2 separate regions of the Homo sapiens genome follow, and region 2 is linked to region 1. The links are chromatin loops, found by intact Hi-C in ENCODE. Cell type or tissue: GM12878. All regions are shown on one strand. Each heading gives the region's core, and the rest is flanking DNA. Links, peaks and the distances in the headings are about the cores only. Region 1 overlaps SORCS1 (sortilin related VPS10 domain containing receptor 1). Region 2 overlaps SORCS1 (sortilin related VPS10 domain containing receptor 1).

Region 1 (12,573 bases), core at 1,604-9,603:
TCCCTCAGCTTTTCCATCATGTCCCCATCCCTGACGAAAGTAATTCACTCTATAACATAGTCTGAATAGTAAAATAGTCTCTAGCCTAAAGAGGACTAAATAGGCCATGAAAGAATAACAAGTCCACAGCTCTGTGTGATACAAAGTGAAATAAATTCAGAGTCACAGGAAAAGTTTCTAGCACAGAGTAAAACATCTGTGCAGAGGTATGAGGATTAAATATTTCACCGGCAAGCCCATAGCACTTCCATTCATCCTAGAATGCGCTCACCATGCTGCATTGTAATTGGACAGTGAACTTTCTGTATTTATATTATTAGATTGGTGCAAAGGTAATTGCGGTTTTTGGCAATTACTGCAGTTACTTTTTGCACCAACCTAATAGTGTGCTTTTGTTTTCTCTCTCATGTTCCCAGTTTTTAGTTTCATGCTTGGCTAAATTTTATGATCCCAGAATTTTCCCTGTAGTAGTCATGGTCTCCTGAATGCCTGAAGGCCAACAATAAAATACAATATTTAGTCAATTACACTGGTCCCAAATCAAGAAATTTCACAGAAGAAAGCAATGCTAAATCACACTCATCATGCCAAGCTAGAACATTTGATGTAAGTCTATAATTTTCACAGAAGTATCTTGTCCTCTGTGTAGACTTTCTGGAACCAAGACTAGAATCTCACTTTTGACATTCTCAATTTCTAGCTGGTACATGTGACAGAGGGCACTAGAATCCTGATAGGAATTAAGTGTATATGAACAGCAGCGTGTTGACACGTGTGTGCGTGCGTGATGAGTGAGAACATTTAATACAGAAGTTTCAAAATAAGTAATAGAGCAGTAGAACAAAAGGAAAAGTTATATGCGCTTGTATGGGCTTTAAAATCTGTTCTGCTTTTAAACAGATTGCTTAAATTGCTGATTTAAATTGTTTCCAAGTGGAAACAATGAGGAATAGGTGAGTTTCAAAGTGCTTATGCTTGCCTGCATCGTTTCTAGCTTTGTTTATAATTAAACGTCTACAATATTAGGGAAAATTAAAGTATTTGGTGCTAAATAAACACTTGTTGAATGATAGAATGGATGGATAGAGTCCCAGAGACCTGTAATATATTTTTTTGCTGTGTTGGTCAGGCTGGTCGCAAACTCCTGACCTCAAGTGATCCACCCGCCTCGGCATCCCAAAGTTTGGGGATTACAAGTGTGAATCACCGAGCCCGGCCTGGATTTTAAGCAAAATTTAAGAGAGAAAAAAACATGTGATCCACTTAGCACAGTTCCTGACCCCGAGGAAAGGTTGCTCTGGTTATTTTGGAGGTTAGTGCTGCTGCTGCTGTTATCAATGAAGACATTCTGGGGATGGAAAGGTTTGTCTAAGCCCCAGGAAAAAGTTCACAGAAGAAGGTCCAGGAAGTATTTGGACTGAGTAACAGGAAAGGAAAAGGCTGTTCAAGCCAGCAGAACTCTGAATGAACATAGGGAATCAGCCAGGAGTTAAGCATGCTGTTTAGAAATAGCAGAAGCCCTCAAGACACAGACTTGCCAGCAACATCACAGAGCTTTGTTTTGTTTTGGCAGCAGTGGGAAGGAAACAGGTTTCAGTGGATAATTTATGGTAAAGATTTGTTGGATCTTAAAGTCATAGTCTGATTTTTAACATCCGTTTTGTTTCTAAGCTTCTAATAACTCTCATTATGTAAAGAAATAGTCTAAAACTGAGCTTGGTTGATGACCTTCTCAGAGTCACACGCCATGCTGGAGATGGAACTAGGACCTAGAAGATAGCTCCAACAGGAAGACGGAACACCTGCCACACCTGCTGATTGGCCCTGTGTGTTGGGTGCAGAGATGACTTCCACATTCTCCTTGTAGCCCTACTTATTTGGCAGTGCTGTCTGCTGCCTATGCAGAAGATCTGTATTTGTATTAATTATTATATAAGGAGAATATTTTTTCATGGTGTTTTTAAAAACGTACTTAAAAAATCTTTAACCCAAACAAAAATTGAATATAAAAAGAAAGAAGTGGCCGGGTGTGGTGGCTCACTCCTGTAATCACAGCACTTTGGGAGGCTGAGGCAGACGAATCACGAGGTCAGGAGTTCGAGACCAGCCTGACCGACATGGTGAAACCCTGTCTCTACTAAAAATACAAAAATTAGCCAGGCGTGGTGGCATGCGCCTGTGGTCCCAGCTACTCGGGAGGCTGGGGCAGGAGAATTGTTTGAACTCGGGAGGTTGCAGTGACCTGAGATCGCTGCCACTGTACTCCAGCCTGGGTGACAGAGTGAGACTCTGTCCTCAAAAAAAAGAAAAAGAAAGAAGCTGCCTCAGGTAGAAATATCCTTAGCACTTTACAGGTGGTTAGCTTGAGACACAGTGAGCAGTATTGGTGATTACAGAGAGAGGACTTAAATACCAACTACAGCTATCATTATGTGAGTACAGTCTAATCTGGCGCTAGACTCAACACATTTCAAGACTAAGGTCATCAAATGTCATAACTTCTGGCTAGATGGATATTGTTTGTTCCCATTTTCTAGATCAGCGTTTGGAGACGTGGAGTGATTTACTAAGCTAGCAGGCCTTGAGCCTGCATTTAAACCTCTGATCCTCTGTTCAAAGCCTACCTTTTTAAAAGCAGCTTCCCTTCTCTAGAACAGCACAGGTTTTGGGTGGATGGGGATTGCATTATTCTAAGCAGCAGCTGTTGCAGAGAGTGAAGATGCTTGAAAAGAACAGCACAGTGTCCTAATTACCTATGGCAAGGAAAACATCTGTGTAGGAAAAGTAATGAAATTAATTCTAATGTCTAGCAGTTGCATGCATTAATTGACATTAATTAATGCCAAATTACAAGATACTTCCTATGGAATCACATCATACACTCACCAGAATTGAATATGGAAAGAGTTCATCATACTTAATACTATTACAGCAAGCCCCAAGGGGGATGAGTGCTTGGTCCCTTATTATGAAGTGCAGCCAGTTTCTTTCTGTTTTCCATTAGGAGGAGAAAGGGAACAAACCAGGAACACTTTACCACGGGCAGACTGTTCAAGATGGTTCATTTCCCCTTCAGCTTGCAAATTTCACTTTGAGCCACTCAGAGCAAGAAGTGGTTTGAAGACCTCTTCCGGGGCTTTTCTTGTGTCCCTATTTTAAACTTGGTAATTCTCAGACCAAAGATAGGCTTATTGCACAGCTCAACAGCAATATGAGGCATGGGAAGTAGAGAAAGAACAAGCAGAGAGATTAGAGACAGTTGATCTCACAAGTCCATCTTGACTCCCCGCTCCCCTACTTGCCCGGCTGTAGAAGGGCTGGACTAGGGATTTGTTGTAAAGATTGCCAACTCTTTCACATTAGTGGCTCTCCGCTGTTGTTGACATCTCATATATATCTTTTATTTATTTTTCCTGTGCAAACATACATTTATAGATATATATACGACTTGCAAAAAAACTCAGGTCCATAATGCACGTATTTTGGTAACCTACTTTTTAAAAACTTTTATTTTGGAATAATTTTAGATACACAGAAAAGTCACCCAAGATAGTACAGAATACATGTACTTTATACCCAGCTTCCTCTAATGTTAACATTTTATGTAACCATGGTATATTTTTCAAAACTAGGAAATTAACATTGGAATAATATTACTAATTGGTAACCTACTTCTATAATATAAAATATATTAAGCATTTCCTCATAAAAGCAAGATTTTAATAGCAAACTCTAAATGTTCCATAGTTTATTAAGTTCTTTTTCTATTGTTGGCCATTATGTTTTCTCCAAAATTTTTTATTATAAATAACACTGATAAATATCTTTGTTGTTGAATCTTTGCATTGATCCTTGATTTTTTTCCTTAGATAGAATTCTCAGAAATAAACCCTAGGTCAAAGGGTATCTTTTTTTTTTTTTTTTTTTTTTTTTTTTGAGGCAGAGTTTCACTGTTGTTGCCAGGCTGGAGTGCAGTGCCGTGATCCCAGCTTACTGCAATCTCCACCTCCTGAGTTAAAGTGATTCTGCTGTCTCAGACTCCCAGCCAAGTAGCTGGGATTACAGGCACGTGCCACCATGCCTGGCTAATTATTGTGTTTTTAGTAGAGATGGAGTTTCACTATGTTGGTCAGGCTGGTCCTGCATTTTTAAGTATCTTGATTCATATTGCCAAATTACCACACAAAAATATTAAGGTGTTCTTATTTTGTATCTTGGGGTATCTGTTTGAACCTTAGATAGAAGCCAAAATATACTTAACAAAAATTGGCCCCAAACTTACTGGGATTTTTCATGCAACACAGTATACTAGAAATAAACCAAAGTTGGAGTCAGTCTAACCACGTTGCAACCACATACTGCCGTTTCTACACATCACTATTTTTTAGCTTCATTCTCTTTATCTGCAAAGTCAGTTGGTATACTCTGCAGTGTTGTGAAGACTAAACGTGCTATAGCTATGTGAACATGCTTCAGACTGCCTGGCTCACAGATGAACAACAAATGTTAAATTCCATCTTTGTTTTCTCCCTAAATTCCTTAGATTAATAATTTCTATATAGGTGAATTAGAAACATGAAAAGGGTATGTTATTATTTTCCATCTTATGTTTGTACAGGGTCTTAAGGAAAAGAAAAGAGCCATCAGACACTAATACAAATAAAACAAGAATTGTGTATGCATCAAGTCCTCATTAGGTGTCAGTCTTAAAAATTCTAGTTGGAAATTGTATTTGTAATTTGAAGGTCAAGACCTCCTAATCAAACTCTCATTGTGTTTAGCCATTGTTTTTGTTCATTATCTCACATAACAAGAAGCACAGAGGTTGGGGCAGCTTGAGGCTCAGTACCATCAACAGCTCAATGATGTCATTAGGAAATGGGTACTTTCCATCTAGTTGTCATACTCGTTATATAAGCTTGACTGTAAGACTGGCTCCTTTGGGCAACCAGAAACCTAGAGCCATTCACATTGAGACACAGTGTTTACAGAGGCAGAAGATCTTCTGCTGTATCTCCTGATATCTCTCAGATTCCCCTTAAAAGCTCTCTCCTCACTTCTCATGTACCAGTACTAGGTTTAAATACCCTCTTCTAAAACAACCAATGGCAAGTGGAGAAGGAAGGCTTGAGTAGGTTTAGAGTGACAACATTCCTCCTTGCATATGGGAACTTCTGAGTCACATGGAGAAAAGATGAGCTGACAGATCCGATATTGGATTTTTCAGCAAAAAGCCAGAGAACAATGGGTGTTCAGTAGCTCGCCAAAGAACCTGATTCAGAAATATAACTGGAATATTTAAATTTGGCTTAACTAGTCTTTTTAAGTGTGTTCCCAAAATTTCTCATCATTATGAAAGGTGGCAAAACAGAAAACAGAAATATTATCATTCTTAATCATAACAACTAACATTTGTATGAATTTGAGTTTCAAAACATTTAGCATATATGTTATTTTAATTCTTACAGCTAAAGTACAAGATAGTTGATATTGGCATCCTCCTTTAATAGATGAAGGAGGCAGTGAAATTGGCCCAGTTGTCCCATAGAACATGATGTTTATGCTTTCTTTTGAATAAACACAGAAATTGATCCTTCCAGTCTTCAAACTTGAGAAAGTTACATTTGTTTTATCCGAGTTCTTATCCAAGTTCCTTTCTCAGGAAACCAACCATCAGGCCTCCCAGGTATCATCAAGGAACTTAAGCTTACCAGATCACTGCATCTAGACAATGAGATACCAGACCCCTCACTCATCCTGATTGCCTAACTGACAACTTGCTTTCTGTTGACCAGCTCTTCTTCCTTACACCCCCTAATTCCTATTTTCCCACACATTGTTACATTTCTTCCCTGCTATATAAACTCCTAATTTTAGTTTGCCAGGGAGATAGATTTGAGACTGATCTTCCATTTCCTCAGCTGTGGCATCTGATTCAAGTCTTCTTCCTTAGCAATACTCATTGTCTCAGTGATTCGCTTTCAGTACCATGAACAGAAAAACCAAGATGGAACATTGGTTAGCATTGCAGTAACAGCAAGACTCAGGAAGATGAAAGGATTTCTTATGAACTACACAGCTAATAAATAAACCACACCAGAATTCAAGCCCAGTTCTTATCGTCATAAATCTCCATTGTTTCTATGACCCCCAAGCTACATTTTGGAAAACAGAAGTCACTTAAAAGCTGTAAAACAGTCTGGTGGAGTGTAAAATTGTGAGGTAAAGATTTTGTGTGCTAGACGGAGGATCGTTCTGGGAAGGGATAGTCCCAGAAACTGTCTTTAAGGAAAAAGATCCTGTGTTCTGCTCTAACGTGAAATTACAGGAATGCCTGAAAAAGGAGATGAGGAAGGAAGAATAGAGGACTCTAATTTAATTTTGGAGGTGGCTTCACCAGGACTAGACAGGTTAAAGCACTTGAGAGCTATCCCCATCTTCGGAAATGGCAGTGGGGTGAAGGAAGATGGTGTGTAAGGCTCTCCACCATTGTCTACTGAGAGGTTATCAGAAACCCCATCAGTCATTGGTCAGAGGGAGCAAGAGTGCATGCCGCCCCCTAGTGGCACTCTGCAGAATACAGGTAGGTACACATAAGTTCCTTAAGTAAAGGTGGTCCTGGACAATTCCGCCTTCCTAGTTTTCTTAAGAGAAATCTTTAGTGAATCCTTATATCTAGCTTATCTATCTCTACATACTATTCCCCACCTCTATTTCCTGTAAATAATCATCTTCTGATATTTTCATTTGGAAAAATAGAATTCTGCATAAGTCTCTGATATCTTAAAATCAAACCCACCTACTCATTAAGCATCAAAAACAAGTAAAATAACTCCTTTTTTATACTCAAAAGGATATATTTCAATAAGTGGCATGTTCCAACAAATATTCATTTATTGCCTACTGTGTGCCAGGAACAGTATTAGGATCTGGTGGACACAACAGTGAATAACAGCAACAACAACAAAAACAAAAAAGGCATTTGTCTTTATAGAGATTACATTCTAATGGGAGCACGGCTCAGTAAGAAAGAAATAACAAGGTAATTTTATATTGTGATAAATTCCATAGAAAGAATTAATAGGATGGTGTGTGATAAAGAATAACTATGGAAGATCCTCAGATGTAACAGTGAGCTAGCTGAAATCTAGAACGTGCTTTGAGAACAGCCTGGGGAGAAGCATTTTAGGCAGAGGGAATGCAAATGAAGAGTCTTTAAAGTGGTAGAAAGTTTGGCCAACTTCCTGAACATAAAGTAGGGTGGATTAGAAGAATCACAGAGAGAGTAGAAGAGATTAGCATGGTGAGAAGTGGGGGAGGTTGGAGGGTTGGCATGGTGGGTGGTGGAGAGTTTGAATTTATTCTCAATACAATGAGGCAAAAGGAGTTTTAAGTAAGGGAGTAACATAATCTGATTAGATAGAGGCCAGGATAGTGTGCTCAAAAAACAGGAATAGCCTCCCTGATAAAATGTATTTCCAGCAATAGCGACCAAACTGACGTAAGAGTTGTCATTACTGATGTTGTATTTATCACCAGGTGAGATCCAGGGTCTCAACTGATTCAATTGTAAAGTAAAAGCAAAGTCTTAACTCAAGGAACTCCTCCCAATTCGGTTTTGCTTTTTTTTTTTTTTTTTCCTGTCACCCAGGTTGGAGTGCAGTGGCGTGATCTTGGCCCACTGCAACCTCCGCCCCGCTGGGTTCAAGTGATTCTGTTGCCTCAGCCTCCTGAGTAGCTGTGATTTTACGTGCCTGCCACTGCGCCCAGCTCATTTTTGTATTTTTAGTAGAGACGGGGTTTCACCATCTTGGCCAGGCTGGTTGTGAACTCCAGACCTCGTGATCCACCTGCTTTGGCCTCCCAAAGTGCTGGGATTACAGGCATGAGCCACAGCTCCCGGCTCTGTTTTACTTCTAATGAATTATGAAAGAAAAACCCTTATCTTACTTAACCTAGAATCTTATAACCACATCATTTTTATCATTAGATGATGAATGATTAGATGTATGTGTGTTTTCCTCTTTGTCAAAGATCAAAGTGTGAAGGTGAAACCTACTAATGAGAAAAAATTGACCATGAAATCCCAAGTATTATTGCCAGTTTTTGAAAATATTTTCATTTGGGTTTGGGAGGGAAAAAAATAATTAGCAAGAATTTAGTATTCTAGGATATCAAGACTTGGTGGAAGCACCAGGAGATGATGTAGGTGGTATTGAGAGCAAGTGAGTAAAATAATAATGATAATAATTTAAATAATAATAACAATGACAATAACGTATTTAACAAAGACTGTGAGGCTTGTTTAAAGAACTGGAAATGGTGGCTGGGCGCGGTGGCTCACGCCTGTAATCCCAGCACTTTGGGAGGCCAGGGCAGGCAGATCATGAGGTCAGGAGATCGAGACCATCCTGGCTAACACGGTGAAACCCCGTCTCTACTAAAAATACAAAAAATTAGCCGGGCATTGTGGTGGATGCCTGTAGTCCCGGCTACTCAGGAGGCTGAGGCAGGAGAATGGCGTGAACCCGGGAGGCGGAGCTTGCAGTGAGCCGAGATCGCACCACTGCACTCCAGCCTGGGCGACAGAGCGAGACTCCATCTCAAAAAAAAAAAAAAAAAAAAAAATTGGAAATGGTAAGGGAAATATCAAACGTCCACCCTGACTGTAAATCTCTGTCTGTATATCCCCCTCAACCCCATGTTTTTGTTTTTGTTTTTGTTTTTCAGATTCACATTATCTAACTTGCCGAATGCAGAACTGTACAGAGGCCAACAGGAATCAGCCTTTTCCAGGCTACATTGACCCAGACTCTTTGATTGTTCAGGATCATTATGTGTTTGTTCAGGTAGGAAAAATCCACTTCTGTTGATTGTCTCAGAAACCTTTCTTTTCCTTGTTTCTGTCCCTTTTGCCTGCTTTACACTCCATTAAGAGTCAAAAAGAGAGGATGGGAGGGAGGGAAGGAGGTAGGGAGAGAGGGGAAAATCACTATCTTTTCAATAAAAGGATAATTAGTGAGTGTGGAATCTTCTATACTAACAGACTAGTCATGAATTTCTTTGGGCTGTGTCCAGAGGATCTTATCAACATGGGGTCATGAAGGCATCGCACAGAGTAGTGAGATTGTCTCTAGGATGATGCACAGTACGATCTGTCCCCCACACCTGCATTCCAAAGAAGCTCCCAGTTATCAAAGGGACTGAACAAATATGTCAGTCTCTTTCTATCTGGGAAAGGGTCAGCCAATCAGCCCCCTCCCCAATACCCACCTTAAAAGTGGAGAAGCAGGAATGGGAAGGGAAGCTGTGGGGTGGCTGGAGATAGTGGGAGGCAGAGGCCAGGGGGAGAGTAATCAGCTTTTATTGTCATGCACCAACTGTGATTAGAATAAAGACACTTCAGAGCAGATGTATTCAGCCAGGTTTTTCACCCCCAAGAGAGTGGAGAACAGTTTAAGAAGCTGACGTTTCCTGAGTTGTTAGTAGAGACAAGAAGCAAATACGCTGCACTGCTTTTCAGCATTCAAGGAAAAATTTAAGCTTGTTTGGACAATGCATTTTAAAACTCAGTTACCACCTTCCATGTTAAAAATGACAAAGGTACAATTACTAAATAGCTTATACGTATATATAAAAGTATACATATATATATATAAAGACCCATTCTAGACAGTATTACATTTATTTCGACAAGAAATTGTGATTTGGAATATTTAATTACATGCTTTGAGGATGCAATTTGTTTAAATGCCTACCACCCTGTGTACTTATAAAATGTTTCACATATGATCACACACATACACACACACACACACACACACACCATTTCTTTATTCTTCAGGGAAATTAGTAATTAATACTCTGACAATTTCAGCATCAAGTTGTCAATGGACATTCGAATAGTTACATGTATTGGTTCTGTCTATAATAATTCATTTCTGTATCAGTGCTGCTCCCAGGAACCTTTTCTGGTTTCTAATAACACTTTGTGATCCACATCTATGACTTACAAATGAGAATCAATTCTGCATTTGGAATTTCACACAGTCTTTACCCATGCCACCATGAACATCCTGTAACCCCTCACTAGACCTAAGAGGTCATCTGGCCACATGACGGTGAAGATGATAACTTTCCAAGTCACATTCCTAATGTGATGAACATGCGCATTTGTTGACATTCTGAGTATGCAGACTCCAGCTGTCATTGAAACTCCAGGCATTTAGAGGGGTTAAGAGTGGCTGTGTAGGAGAGAGAGAGAGAGACGTGGTGGTGCCCTTGACACTGTGCCTGCAGGTTGCTCATGTGCTGGCTGGAGACCACACCTGCCCTCTCTACCTGCCCTCTGTACCTTCCTGCCCTCTCTCACACCCACCAGGATTCTTTGGGCTGCATGCTTTGGACAAGATTGGAGGGGAACTGGCTGTGGTGGCACCTGCTTGTAGTCTCAGCTCCTGGGGAGGATCACTTGAGCCCAGGAGTTGAAGGGTGCATGAGCTATGATTGTGCCACTGCACTCTAGCCCTGGGCAATAGAGTGAGATTTAGCTTTAAAAATTTTTTCAAAAAGGCTGGGCACAGTGGGTCATGCCTGTAATCCCAGCATTTTGGGAGGCCGAGGCGGGCAGATCACCTGAGGTCAGGAGTTCGAGACCAGCTTGGGCAACATGGTGAAACCCTCCCCCCCACCATCTCTACTAAAAGAATACAAAACATAGCCAGGTGTGGTGGCAAGGGCTTGTAATCCTAGATACTCTGGAGGCTAAGGCAGGAGAATCACTTGAACCTGGGAGGCGGAGGTTGCAGTGAGCCGAGATAGTGCCATTGTACTCCAGCCTGGGTAACAGCAGTGAAACTTCATCTCAAAAAAAAAAAAAAAATTAAATTAAATAGAAGAGACCTAGATTGAATTTGGACACCAATCCTAGCCTGGTTTTCCATCTAATATGCCAGCACTCCTGTCTGTGCCATGTGCCCATAATCATCAGTGTAACACCATCAAACTGGAATTCAGTGCCCAGAGATGTGAGCCTCCAGCTCTGCCACTGTTTGGGTTGGGCCATTTCATTCTGATATGGCACAGGGACCTACTTGTAGGGTCATAGACTTGGGTCTAGAGACCTGGGCTGGTGATGGCAATCAGCCAATGTACCCCATTTGAAAAAAATAACTCAAAATGTTTTCTGGCATCTGAGTCACAGTGCAAACTTAAGAATTGTATTTTTGTCCAGTAGGTTCAGTTTGGGCCGCTGACCAGCTCATATGTCTTTATAAGTTGTGTTTGAACTGAAGGCCAATTCTTTACACTTGTCCGCAATAGACATTAATGCCATTTGTTGTGTTGGAAGCTTCCTCCTTCCATTCAGGTGACTGTTCTGTGACCTGTGCCTGTTACAGTAGCTCGAGCTTCTTACAGTCTTGTTTTTATGATCCAGCTGACATCAGGAGGGCGGCCACATTACTACGTGTCCTACCGAAGGAATGCATTTGCCCAAATGAAGCTTCCGAAATATGCTTTGCCCAAGGTATGGCCTAAATCACTTTCTTCATTTCACTCTTGACTCTCATTCACAGAAGCCAGCCTCCATCCCTTTCCCAAGGACTCTTTCAGCCTCTCATAGTCATGTTTTCTTTACATCTCTCATCTCTGTTTCCCAAGTTTGCTCTGCCTTACTGTCTCTTTGGTCAGTCCTATTACCCTCCTCTTGTTTCCTCCCTCCCTCCCTTCCTTTCTCTCTCTCTCTTCCTTTCTTTCTTTCCTTCTTTCTTTCTTTCTCTTTCTCCTTCATCTTACTTTCTTTTTTTCTCTTTCTCTTTTTCTTTCTTTCATCTTACTTTCTCTTTTTCTCTTTCTTTCTTTTTTCTTTCTTTCTTTCTTCTCTGTCTCTGAGATTGTTGCTATAGGAACATTCATATGAATTTTAATAATTGATTTGCTTTTCAATAGTAAAGATTTTCAAGCCATATGTATTGGTTTTCTAACAAGACAGAAAATATTTTTTGGATGTGTTATGTATCAGTGCAACAGCTGCCGTCCATTTCTGTCCCATTTGATTATCAGTTGTTTACTGAGCAGTGATGCCGTGACGTGGCACCAGCCTTTGCTTTCTCAGCCAGTCAGCTCCCTGTAAACTTATGAGACTGGTTGTCTTTAGAGTTCTGAGTCGCAGCTAATTTTTTAGACTTCCCCAAAGGCATATCCTTTGGAAAACAGAGGCAAACAAAAGTTAAAGACCCTCAACTGTTGACATCCCCAGGCTGTCTTTCCAGAAGTGCTGAAGAACTGCGTTAATATGGAGCGCCACCTAGTGGAGGTCAAACTGACTCGGGAGCTCAGAGCTGTGTATTTGCGATCTTGCTGCCATCGTGATGTATTTGAAGTGACTAGGAACTGTAAATGTACTGTGCCTTAATCTTAGAGCAAGGGAGATGCATGTGGCTATAAGAAAGGGACTATGCAGGTTTAAAGAGAGTTATAGCTCAACTTTGAAGCCTTTGGGTTGCACAAAGAACATACCTAACTTTTTTTAATTGAGTTGCCATGCCTCTTTCTCTTATATTTTCATCCATC
Region 2 (12,573 bases), core at 2,748-10,747, 430 kb before region 1:
ATGTGAGAGTTGTGTGCCTAGCTCTGTGGCTGACCATTTTGATATCAGGCACATCATCTGTGGTCAGCAAAGAGTTACAGGAGGAAGGAAAGGGTAATAGTTAAAAATATGGATGCATGTGCCCAACAGTTTTGAGTTTTGTTTACTAATTCTTCATCTTTGTTTTAGTATTATTAACCCTATCATGTGCTTAACTTTCTGGTAGGGCTAAGAACACAGAAATAGTCCTCCTCTCAAGTAGTTCAAAGTCTAAGGGGAGAATTAAATAGTTGAAATATAATTTGGTATGTGCAAAGGAGGAGAATCTAGCCAAATGGGAGTGGAGTAAGGTGAGGGTATCAGCAAAGGTTTTGAAGAAGATATCACATATGATGTTTCTGGCAAATATAAAAGATAAATAGGATTTTCCAGATGAAAACATGAGACAAGCAAGCTCTAAGGGGAAGGATAAGCATGTGTGGCCCCTCAGAGCACAAAAGGGAACAGCCCATGAAAGGAAGGGAGAATACAGAGCGGAAGATGGGATGGGAGATGAGGCTGGAGAGAAAAACTGGCATCTTACAAAAAAGGGCCTTGCAAACTAGATTGAAAGAGTTTGGGGCTGGGCGCAGTGGCTCATACCTGTAATCCCAGCACATTAGGAGGCTGAGGTGAGTGGATTGCTTGAGACCAGCAGCCTGGGTAATATGGTGAAACCTCATCTCTACAAAAAAAATAGGAAAATTAGGCCGGGCGTGGTGGCTCACACCCATAATCCCAGCACTTTGGGAGGCCAAGGCGGGCAGATCACGAGGTCAGGAGGTCAAGACTAGCCTGATCAACATGCTGAAACCCCATCTCTACTAAAAATACAGAAAAAATAGCCTGGTGTGGTGGCGCGTGCCTGTAATCCCAGCTACTCAGGAGGCTGAGGCAGGAGAATCGCTTGAACCCAGGAGGCAGAGGTTGCAGTGAGCAGAGATCTAGCCACTACACTCCAGCCTGGGTGACAGAGGGAGATTCCATCTCAAAAAGAAAAAGAAAAGAAAAGAAGAATTAGCTGGGTGTGGAGGTGTGCGTCTGTAGTCCCAGCTACTTGGGAGGCTGAGGTGGGAGGATGGCTTGAGCCCTGGAGGTGTAAGTTGCAGCAAGCCAACATCGTGCCACTGCAGTCCAGCCTGTGCGATAGAGCCAGACCCTGACTCAAAAACAAAAACAACAAAACAAAATAAGAGATTGGACTTTATTGTGAATGTATAAAGGAGTGACATAATCAGCATTTTAGTTTGGAAGAAAAGCATATATAGCAAAAATAAATTGTATGGGTGAAACATAGAAAAAAGGGAGACCAGTTGCAAAGCTACTTGTAGGAGTAATTCATCCATTGAACTCATTTTCAGGGCATTGTGTGAGTGCCTGACCATGGATACCGATGGTACTTGTGATTTTTACACCTACTTTCTCAAGATAACACTATAGAGGGCAGGGCCAGTGCACACAGTCTGTCACAAAATGTGTATGATCAAGAGTGATGTGATATCCTTTGTCTGTTATATACTACTTCATCCTTTGCTTCTGGAGGTATAACATATGTGACCTTAGCAATTTTAGAAACTACATACAGGGAGGCCTGTGCTAGGAGTCAGGACACGTTGGTCTTGGCCCCAGTTCCATCACAAATTTCCTGTGTATTTAATGATAGTAATTTTAGTTCTCTGGCTTATTTCCTTCATTTCAAAATGAGAATGCCAGACTGGACAATAACCAAGGCCTTATCTGTTCCATAACCCTGTCAGTGTCACCCTACCTATGATCTAGTGATGATGGCATTGAAGAAGAGCTGGGAGAAGAACCGCAGGTGAAACTGGACATTAGACTGAAGTACTAATGATTGAGAGGGATTTCTAGGAATAGAAAGTATGCATTTGAGCCATACTAAGACATTTTAATATAGACCAGTGCACAAATAAAATATATAAATTTAGACTGTGGATAAATCTTCTGAGTGTGATGTTTAATAAATACTCAAAGTGAATACTAAGTAGCTTTAAGGAATAGAGGACATTTACTTTCTTCATCACTATGCCTAACACAGTGCCTTTCTCACACTAGTACTTGAGAAGTGTCATTTAACGAAGAGGATTTAAAACATTTTGGAGTGTAGTTGAACACTTAGGGAAGAAGAACACTTGTGGTTTTAGCTGCTTCTTGCAGCGCGGGTTCTCTGTGCCACAAAATCCAAGCTCCCCACCACAAGCTGGCGTTTGTAAAAATCAGTCACTAGTAGGAACTCTGCTAGAATCTGCATCTCCTGGGCACACATTTTAATATCATTTCCTCCTCGCAAACCTCTGCCAAAGGCTGCACTTGGAAACCACAAGTAAATGGAGAATGGCCCCTGGGAAGTAGCAAATAAGAGGGCCAAGCCAGGGTCCATTTCCCTAGAATTGAATAGGAAAGCCATGGGAGATTAAAGTGATTAAATTGCTTGGGGAGGATAATTCAAGGTGCCCCAATCTCTTTTCCTCCTCCACTTTATCTTCCCACTCCTTAGAATGAAGGAGATTCAGGTGTGTTTTAAATTGCCAAGAACTGCTTTCCCATAGCACTGCAAGTCTAGGAGAAGGAATTAGACTATTTTACAAGAAGGTGAATGCTGGTGTTTTTGATTGTGCAATATTCAGTGAAGTGAAGGGATGGTGCCACAGACAGAAAATCACTCTGCTGCCTCAGCATAGTTCCCTGTGTGCAGGACATACTGCTGGGACTGTGCTGGGGGAAGCTCCTGAGTGCAACAGGAAGCCAGGCATCTAGGGAGTCATGATCAAAGGCACAAACTCCTCCTTGTTACAGGCAGCCTTTAAAATAGACCCAATTAGGGCCTTAACTGGAAACCCAAGGGATTCCTCTGCCCCATGCCCGTTACCACTGCACTCTGCGTGGGACTTCTGCATACACACAGACTAGGAACAGTAATAATAACTTCTTTTTATTACATGATAATGAGCCAGGAACAATTTTGAGCCAGTGATCTGAGCACTGCCCCAGAGCAAGTCTGTGTTACATAACTACTACCTTTTTGAAAAATAGTCCAATAATCCCCACTGGGCTCACTGCATACTTCCTCAGCTTGGAGAATATGAACAATGTTAACAATAGGCTCTGGAAGGAAATGCTGAAGTTTATGTTATTAGATGGAGGAGACAATAATAATTTTAATTTGTTTCAGTATTAAATAATGTGTGTGTGCCCCTCCCCTCCATTGAGTTCCTCTCTACAAAAGTAGCCAAGATAAAACTTAGCCCAGGGGGTTGCTTAGTCCAGAATCTTATGAACTCTACTTGAGTGCACATGGGTTTTTGCCAGACACCTTTCATTCCTTGCTTTTCCACCAGTCTGATTTTGGTAACTGAGTGTAGTTAACATGGGTCGCTTACGAAGAAGAAAGATCTCTGAGGTCATCTTCTCCAGTGTCCTCATTTTACAGATGAGAAATCTGAGGACTGTAGAGACTGAACTAAATATGCTGTGAAGGACTTCAGAGTGTGGATGCCCTTGCTTTTCATAAAGGGTTCAAAACACTGTCAGTGTAATGTGGTAGTTGAAGACTGGGTTTGAATTCCTGGTTCTGCCGTTTACCAGTCGGGAAATATTGGACTGGTCATTTAATTTTTCCAAGATCATTTCATCATTCATAAAATGAAACTAATATTGTGACCACTAACAGGGTTAACTTGAGTATTACAAGAGATCATGCATGTAAAGCATTTTGTCCAATGCTCAGCCAGAATTACCATGTGTGTTATATGTTGGGATATCGAATGATGTCTTGAGACAATAGAGCTATAGATGTCTTGAAAGCAATTTCTTATGGGACTATGTATAGGTATATACAAGAATATATATACATAATATTAGCTATTTTATCACAATGGTTGGTAAGACAGCTGGCCTTCATAATGTAAGAATTTTCTACTAAAGGCAGGTTGTAGAATGCATTTCACTTAAAAAACATTATAGGCATTCACAGTAAACGTGGAATTTTAGCTCAGTCTGTGACAACATGGGCCAATAAGAACAAATGTTTGTTCATTTGTTTGAAAACTCAACATTTACAAGTCAGCCACAAAGAAGCAAACCACAAAAATGATATTGTGGAATTATTGCTGACAATAAAACTGCACATGTCATGAAATTAGAAGTTTGAATTTTAACAACTTTTAACATAGCATACTTCTAGAAGTCTTTGAAGCCCTGTATTGCTGGAATCAGTATGTAAGAATTATTGTGATGTTGTGGTAAACTCAACTTCATAGATTCTGCAAGGAAAGTTTGGTGGCTGAAACTTGAGATATTTAATGTGTGTTCACATAAACATAAATATACATGTATTTTCTTTTTGAATGGTAGATAACAGAAAAACATGACTGGCTGTGAGGTCAAGATGGAGATTATTTTATTACTGGATTTAATTTGAATGCTGTTGCAGTGTTAGCTTTGCCCTGATGAAGGAGTGGAATATCATGCTTTAGATAATCACTGGAGGCCCATGAACCTGGGTTTGAGTTTTCTCCACTTTTTGCTAGCCAGGTGACTTCAAAGAAATTACTTAAACACTCTACATCTCAATTTCACCAAAGGCAAAACGGGACTGATGCTAGCAACCCCATAGGAGTGTGGTGAGGACATACGTGAAGCACTTAGTGTTTGGCCAGGTGCATGGAGCTGCTGAATATGATCCAGTTATTAGCCATGTCTGGGTTATTAATATCATGTGTTGGTCATTCCAGGTTTTTCGGAAAGGACTGCAATCACTATAAATAGTTCAGTGAAGAGCTTGCCAAAAGACTAGATGATATGGTTTGGCATATGGAGAGCATCATAGCAGCCATTTGGTGATGAAACTGCGTCATGTATTTGGGCTTCACCAATCTCTACTGATTGTGTATATGTGTCAGGGCCTGACTATACCTTTGAGAATCTGCTGTCTGTTTTTTCCCCTCTGTCTTTCCTTTTCTCTTTCTCTCCCTCTCTCTCTTCCCAATCTCTCTGGCATCCCCTAGAATTTGCTAGGAGCTCACTGCAGTCACCAATTGATTGCAGGACCAGATCACAGGGTCTAGGTGGCAGTGTCTTTATTTCATTTAGAAAGCTTTTAGATAGATAAATAGTAATAGAAATTGCATTTTGTCTTGACTTTTTTTTTCTTCAGAGTTTCCAAATAAGCCAATCTTATATCAACATGGCTAAAACTAAGTGCACAACTCTGCCTATTACTAGCTTGGTTCCAGTTTTTAAAAAGTGTGTTTCTGGCTTTCCAAGACTAGTGACTTATCCTCTTTTCTACCTGCAATTTCTTTTTAAAGAAAGAATATCCAGAAGATTTAAGCAAATGGGAATTTAATTCATCAGATTTAATCTTATTTTCATGCTTAGATTCATAGCTTTAATCTGTAAACAAGCACATCATTAGGGAGATAGGTAATTACACAAATTAGATTGGAGAAACTTTGCCAGGGGAGATGGATTTTGTTTACCCTCATTTGGTTGGCACCAGAGGAATTTCTCACACAAAACTCCATCTTACGTGGCTAGAGAAGAGGAAAAGAGTGAAAAGTCTAGGAAAGGAATATGTTTGTCCCTGGGATGAAATATCTTGAAGCAACGAACATTTGTTCCAGCCTGCTCGTGGGGGTCAGTCTGCAGTGAGGGACAGCGGAAAGTATGGACCGCGTAGAGGCACTGAGGCTTCACTTACCCAGGGGCCTGGCACATACATTTTTTTCCTCAAAATATGTTATTTGGCTTCAGTGAGAAATCTCCTAAAATTTTAAGATGTACTCTACACATGAAGTGCACTTATGAACAATTAAATTGCCTTGAAAATCTTTACTCTTAAAAATAATTTCTAAGCCTGAAAGAAGATATTTTGTCCTCAAAGTGTGAATAATCTACATGAGAAATAAAATGTAAATGTGAACTGATGTCTCTGTCTGCCTATCTTAGACGAAGAATGGGTAAAAGATTGATGAGTGGTGTAGACCATCAACCCTGGGCACAGTTTACTGGAAGGTAGGATTACTGAGGGTTGGAGCAAGCAAGGAAAAATAGGAGGGGAAAAACTGTGTATGAAAAGGATGCAGTAAGAAAACACATTCTCTTTGGACAGATAGATCCTCGTAAAGAATAATAAACAACGAATCTGCAAAGATAGTTCAGATCCTAGTCACCAAGTATTGTCTTTCTCTTATGTACAGGTGGGGAGCCAGTAAATATTTTAAGTAAAGAATGAACTAAGGAAAGTCACATGAAAATAAGAATGGTTAGTCATGAAATTCAGAAAGGATTTAAGGGGTGGAGAGATCATTTAGGAGATAGAGGATTCATTCTTTTATTTAAAAAAAAATTAATTGACCACCTATTATGTGCTAGTCACCATACCATTTGCAGAAATGAAAATATAAGAGAAATTATTTTGGCTGTGATTATTGTGATAATAATGGAAATTTTTCCACTCAATAACTCATTTAACACATATAGAAGGCTTATTATATTTCAGGAACGTAATAGGTGTCAGAGATCCTGTAATGAACAGAATACACATGGCTTCTGCCTTCATGGAACTTGGAATTGAGTAGTTAAAAAAGCGTATAAAATTAACAGTATTGAATTTTTTTTTTTTTTTTTTGAGACGGAGTTTCGCTCTTGTTGCCCAGGCTGGAGTGCAATGGCATGATCTTGGCTCGCTGCAACCTCTGCCTCCTGGGTTCAAGCGATTCTCCTGCCTCAGCCTCCCAAGTAGCTGGGATTACAGGCATGTGCCACCAGGCCCAGCTAATTTTGTGTTTTTAGTAGAGATGGCGTTTCTCCATGTTGGTCAGACTGGTCTCGAACTCTCGACCTCAGGTGATCTGCCCGCCTCAACCTCGCAAAGTGTTGAGATTACAGGCGGAGCCACCACACCTGGCCTCATGCTCCCAATGGTGCATACTTGAGTAGTTTTCAGTTTTGGGACAGATATTTTTGCTATGAATATTCTTGTAACTGACACTATTGCAGAACTTTTGATACATTCTAGTACATATGGAGGGGATGTAGGCTAGTCTGGCAGGGCAGTAAAAATAAATTCAGGGAGTTGAAATTTGAGTTGTCGGGGATGGAGGATGCAGAGTCTGGTCAGAAAGAATGGTATACTATATGCTGACATCCAGGACAGGATGAGATTAGATTAAAGTGTTCCTCTAGGTCAAAAAAGACTGGGACCCAGTAGGATCAGTACAGTTGGCCTCGGAATGCTCTGGCACCTGTGTCATCCAGTGCCTACATAACACCCAAGGTTGGCTTCATCCTCTGCCATTCCTACTTCTCAGCATTCTCTAGTGCCTGGCTTCCAGGCTGGAGGAATGATGGCTGTGTCAGCAGGCTGGTAGCTACATTAAGGGATACCCTTATGGGAACCAAGAGTTAAAGGGCCCATGGGGAGCCTTACGACCACAGAGCCCCAGATTCTTCTGTTGGTGAAACATTTCCTTTCCAAAATGGAACACTGGACAAGATTTTATCTAGAGTAGGGGCTAGACTGTGGCCTTACATCTGTAGAAGATAGAGTGATTTGAGGGGAATTTGTTCCCAGATAGAGTTAGGTGGAGCTGACTGGTCCTCTCAAATTTGCAAAAGGAAGCAGGGGACGGAGGGGAGTTCTGGTGGAGTGCAGGGAGGCTGTCAGTGTAGACCGAATTAGCTACGAATGTGAAACCGGAGATCACATAGCGTGTGCTTGAAACCTGGTACTCCTGCTTACTAGCTGGGTGATCTTGGCCATGATGTTTCACCTCCCTGTGCCTCCATTCTCATATTTAACCTGGACTTAATAATCAATGTGGTTATGAAGATCAAATGATATATGTGAGGCAGTTAAAACAGCATCTGCTGTACCTAAGCACTTTGCAAGTGTTGGATATTATTGTTAATTCGGCCTCTCACTTACCAGTTGTGACTTTGGACAAGTCATTTTCCCTCTCTAAGCCTTGTTTTTTTTCTGCACTGAAACTCTGAGGTCTCCAAGACCCTTTACTACTGCAGCAAACCCACTGTTTTCAAGCTTTGATGGCTATGCAATCTGAACATGATGCATTGTGTTTTTGTTGTAGGCTATGTGGAACCCATAACTTGGCTCAGGAAAGTAAAGACTTATTGTTTGAGCTCCGTTCTCTCATTCTTTTTGGTTTTTAGGATTTCAGAAGGTCACTTGTATGAAGAAAGCCAGGACTTTTGTCCTCTCCCCTGCATATGGGTTCCAGAGTCACTCCTGTGAAAAGTCTTTGGTGAAAAACGTCCTCCTAAGTTTTGCGTAAATGGATTTCTCAATGTTGCCTCCTTGATTTTAAGTTATCTTTTCTTTTCATCCTTTTTTTCTTCCCCAATTTTTTTTTTCTACAACTGCACTCTTTACTACTAAACAAGGGCCACCTTTTCCTTTCATCTTGATGGACAATTTAAAAGAAAAACCAGAGGTTATTTATTTGAAAACAGGATCATAGCAAGAGGTGGGAAAGAATGAGAGAGAGATCAGGGGCTGCTTTCAGTTGCTATAACAACCATATGTAATATCTGTATTTTCTTCCCTCTTTGCTTTTAGTAGCTTCTCTAATCTGTCTTCTGGCTTTTGATTCTAGAAATCACCTGGGATTATTTTATGAAAGGACATGTGATTTTAATAATACTTTAAAAAAGAAACATAAACCCAACAATGGCTGTCTGGTATTGTGGGTCTCCTACTGGCCAGGCACTTTACTGGGTATTTAATATATGTCGTTTCATTATAATATTCTCTTTCTTCTACAAAATTGTAGAGAATAATGCTTGGACGTAATTGCTTTCTGGACAATACGGTGTTAATCAGATACACTGATAGCTGGAGCCATTAGGAAACTTCCAATGTATATTCTATATCAGAGCTTCTATAAGGAGCACCCTTCTGGATTGGCAGGTGCTGGTTAAGGAGGATAGTTTGATCAATGCCCTTTCATGATTTTTCCAGCAACTTGTGTTTATTTGATACAATTAAAGTTACGTTTGGTGACATAATTGTCTGGGTATATTTTTTCTTTGTTGAGGGGAATTCTGATCTATGTGTATGATACTTTTGCCTCTTTAATGCTTAATGAGAAGAGGATATCAGCCATTTTTATACTTCAGTGCATTTAATTTTGCATGTACTATGTGCAAAGCACTGTGCTCAGTGCCATCTGGGAAAGTAAATATAGTCTTCAGCCTTCTGGACTTCATATTTCAATAGGGGAGAGAGGCACATATGTGAATAATGCAAATAATTTTCCAATTGTTTTAGAAAGGACATAAAATCATTAAAAGAAACTAATGATCTTACCATAATAAATTATTTACCATAACGAATAATTACCCATGTATTTGTTCTTTCCCACAGTCCCCTTTTGATTATTTGAATTAAATTTCAAATTTGAAAAACATTTAGGAAGCTCCTATTATGTGTTAGGCCCTGTGTTCAGACAGGACAGATCCTCACCCACATGGAGTTTATGGGAAAGATGTATTTGTACATATTTACCTGCAGAAAAGCATGAGTGTCATTCCCACAGCACCTTTTTCTCCTTTCCAAATCTCTTCCTTGTGTGTTTCTTATCACAGGCAAAGCCATGGCCACTCAACTAAGGGCCCAGGACATCATCTGAGCAACGAGAGTTAAGTTTTTGAAAGATGCATTTGATTGTTGTACTCCCATTAAAATCCTTCCGGGTTCCCTATAGTGTATCTGGAACGATAATGACTTTTCCTCTGCTGACTTGTCCGATTTCTCATCCCACCCCAACCCTTACATTGTGGTCCAGTTACACTAAGCTACTGTGGAATGATGGAATATAAGTCTTTTTTTTTGAGATGGAGTCTCGGTCTGATGCCCAGGCTGGAGTGCAGTGGCGCGATCTCGGCTCACTGCAACCTCCGCCTCCCAGGTTCAAGCCATTCTCCTGCCTCAGCCTCCCAAGTAGCTGGGACTATAGGCACGTGCCACCACGTCCAGATAATTTTTTTGTATTTTTAGTAGAGACAGGGTCTCACCATGTTAGCCAGGATGGTCTCGATCTCCTGACCTCGTGATCCATCCGCCTTGGCCTCCCAAAGTTCTGGGATTACAGGCTTGAGCCACCGCGCCTGGCCGATGGAATGTAAATCTTAAATTATTCACTTTAGTTAGAGGTAGAAAGAAGGGAGGCTGGTCAGTAGGAGTTAAAAGCGTAAAGTTTAAAAAGTTGTGAAATATTTGCAGTAAAATGATAGTTACTTCTTGATGGAATTAATTGTGGCCACATAATTCCTTTTTTCCTTCCTGACATCAGTTTCTAACTCCCCCTGGTCCCCAACCTATTAGAGTGAAAGTATGCCAGTTACTTTTCCCAGGGCCAGGAAGACCCTCTGACTCCTTTATTGTCACCACTACTACTAGCACTGCTACTACTACTAGTAGTAATAATAGCAACAGTAGCAGTGCATAGGGAGAGAATTCTGACTCACACAGAAATGTCAGCAATTTGTGGCAAAGTTTGTTGGAAGCTGTAGTTCTGCATATGTTTTCTTCGTTCAGCAGTCTTTTGACACAGTGTAAAGGACTGCTTGAGTAAGCTATTTATGTTTGTTAGACAGACAGAAAAGACAGAAGAAAATCTAAAGTTGAAAGCTGGGGATCTGTTGGACTTCCATTCATTTCACAGATACAGCTAGATTTGTTTTTGGTTGGCACATTTCTAAAGTTCTGAATGTTAGAAAACTGCAACAGTTGTCTCCAAGTGCCAGCAGTTACATACATGCACCAAGGCTGGTGAAACAGACACAAGGGAAGAAAGTAAGAAATGCAATGAGGCTGAATTGTGGGTTCTTCCCACAAAGGCCTTCCAGCAGCCTGGGTTTCTAACTCCTGTAAAAACATCTTCTGTACCTGATGTTGGAACTCAGAAAATGATACCCCCAAATGTACTGCTTCAGCACACTGAGTACTCTGAAATAAAGGATATTGAAAGGCTTCAGAAATAGCCTCAAAATCAAGGTCTTTCTGACCTTCTCCGGCATTCTACCCTTCCCTCCTGAAACACAGGAGGGACTTTCTCTGAAGTTCCCTTATCTAAGTAAGGGAAGTTTTTTCTGCAGAAGGAATGCAGTTGTCTTGAGCCCCCTCCCTATAATATCAATCAAAAGATTAGCTCACTGGAAAGGAGACCAAAGGTCCATGGATCCTGTTCTTCTGAGGACTGCTGCCTAAAAAGCTGTATCCACCCAAAAAGACAACCTTCGTTCACAGTGCAGTTCCTCCCCTCACCTTCTCATAGTTTCTCTGCAGGAGCCTTCAAGCTCCTATTTATTCCTGTAGTTCAAAATTCTATTTAAAATTCAACCAATCTGGCCTTTCTTTGAATCTCTTATTTTGTCAGACTCTGTGAATATGAATGTAATAAATTTGTACGTCTTTTCTCCTGTCTAGTTTATTCCAGAGGCTGAACCTTCAGCGGGTGTAAGGAAAGTTCCCTTTGTCCCCACACTGATAAGGGGGACGAAACAAAATTGCTCTGACTCTTCCAAAAGTGTGATTGTTGTTTCAAAGGAAGGGAAAAGCTTGTGTGTATGTTGAGTTAGTTGTACAAGGTCTCGTTTTTTATTTTTTTTTATTTTTGAAATATATGAGAAGGGTAATAGCAGAAATATGGTTATACACATAGAGTAACAACGGGGCTGTTGAACGTGGTAATCTTAGTGAATCTGGTTAATGCTTTAACAAACAGACAATAATCACAATCAGCACATCGATTGTTTGAATGGAACTAGGCACGGAAGTGCTGCTTAAAATAGTGTGTTGATTTTCACATAAAGTAGGCCAAATTCTCTATGTTTACAGTATTAATTTGCTTAGCCAGCCCTTTATTTCATTGACAGTACGGAGATAAACTTCAGCCCAGCTGTGACTGAATTATCGAATCAAGAAACAAGTATTTGTTGTCTACTGTTAGCGTGCTAAAGATTGCTTGCCACCATGATGGGTACATGGTACAAATAACATCATAACTCCAGTTTTCAAGGAGCTTGAGTCTAGAACTAAGGAACTACTAATTTGAAAATTAAGTGCTATGTTGTGTAAATTAACATATGGCACCGGAATTAAGAGCAGAATGGGTGGGATAGTGCTAAACAAGAGGGGCTCTCACTGAATTTTTAAGAATAGGTGGGTTTGGATAGGAAAAATGTGAAATTGTCTATTCATAGCTAAAGCTTGGGTATAGGAATAAATAATGGGATTGCCTGGAGTTTATAAAACCTGACTGTCTTGAGGAGGTAAGGATGATGGGTGGGAAAGATGAGAGAAAAGAGAAAGAAGAGGGGAAAGGGAGAGAGGGTGAGAGAGAGAGAAATTGACCTGTATTCGATGCCTTTAAATGCTAGGCAAAAGAGAATTATCTATAAGTTCTTACTTAGTTGAGTCTGAGAAGTTTAACTTTCTAGGTTTTACTTTGCTACTTTCTTCTCAAAGAAAGAAACATTGATGGAAAACAAATTTTCTATTTTTCAGCCAAC

The links. Hi-C counts contacts between places; a loop is a spot of excess contacts. Peaks named below come from ENCODE experiments on the same cell type or tissue, not always from the same donor. Only the 100,000 strongest peaks of a DNase experiment are listed, where the experiment ranks them.
Region 2: it touches region 1 in a loop (2.5-fold over the local background); 9 of 110 quality-filtered maps call a loop at or near these places.

The regions. Positions count from the first base shown.
Region 1 is chr10:106,705,499-106,718,071 of GRCh38, reverse strand. SORCS1 (sortilin related VPS10 domain containing receptor 1) reads left to right here. Exons shown (of 26, transcript NM_052918.5): 7 at 8,731-8,849; 8 at 11,438-11,527. Among named protein-coding and RNA genes, the nearest start is that of SORCS1, 450 kb to the left of the region's middle. RefSeq lists a silencer at 6,556-6,645. In GM12878, for the core only: a CTCF peak has its summit at 6,558 (motif pointing left); a DNase peak (open chromatin) is centred at 6,518.
Region 2 is chr10:107,131,957-107,144,529 of GRCh38, reverse strand. All of the region lies in intron 1 of SORCS1 (sortilin related VPS10 domain containing receptor 1), which reads left to right. Among named protein-coding and RNA genes, the nearest start is that of SORCS1, 26 kb to the left of the region's middle. In GM12878, for the core only: no CTCF peak of the experiment used is centred there; no DNase peak of the experiment used is centred there.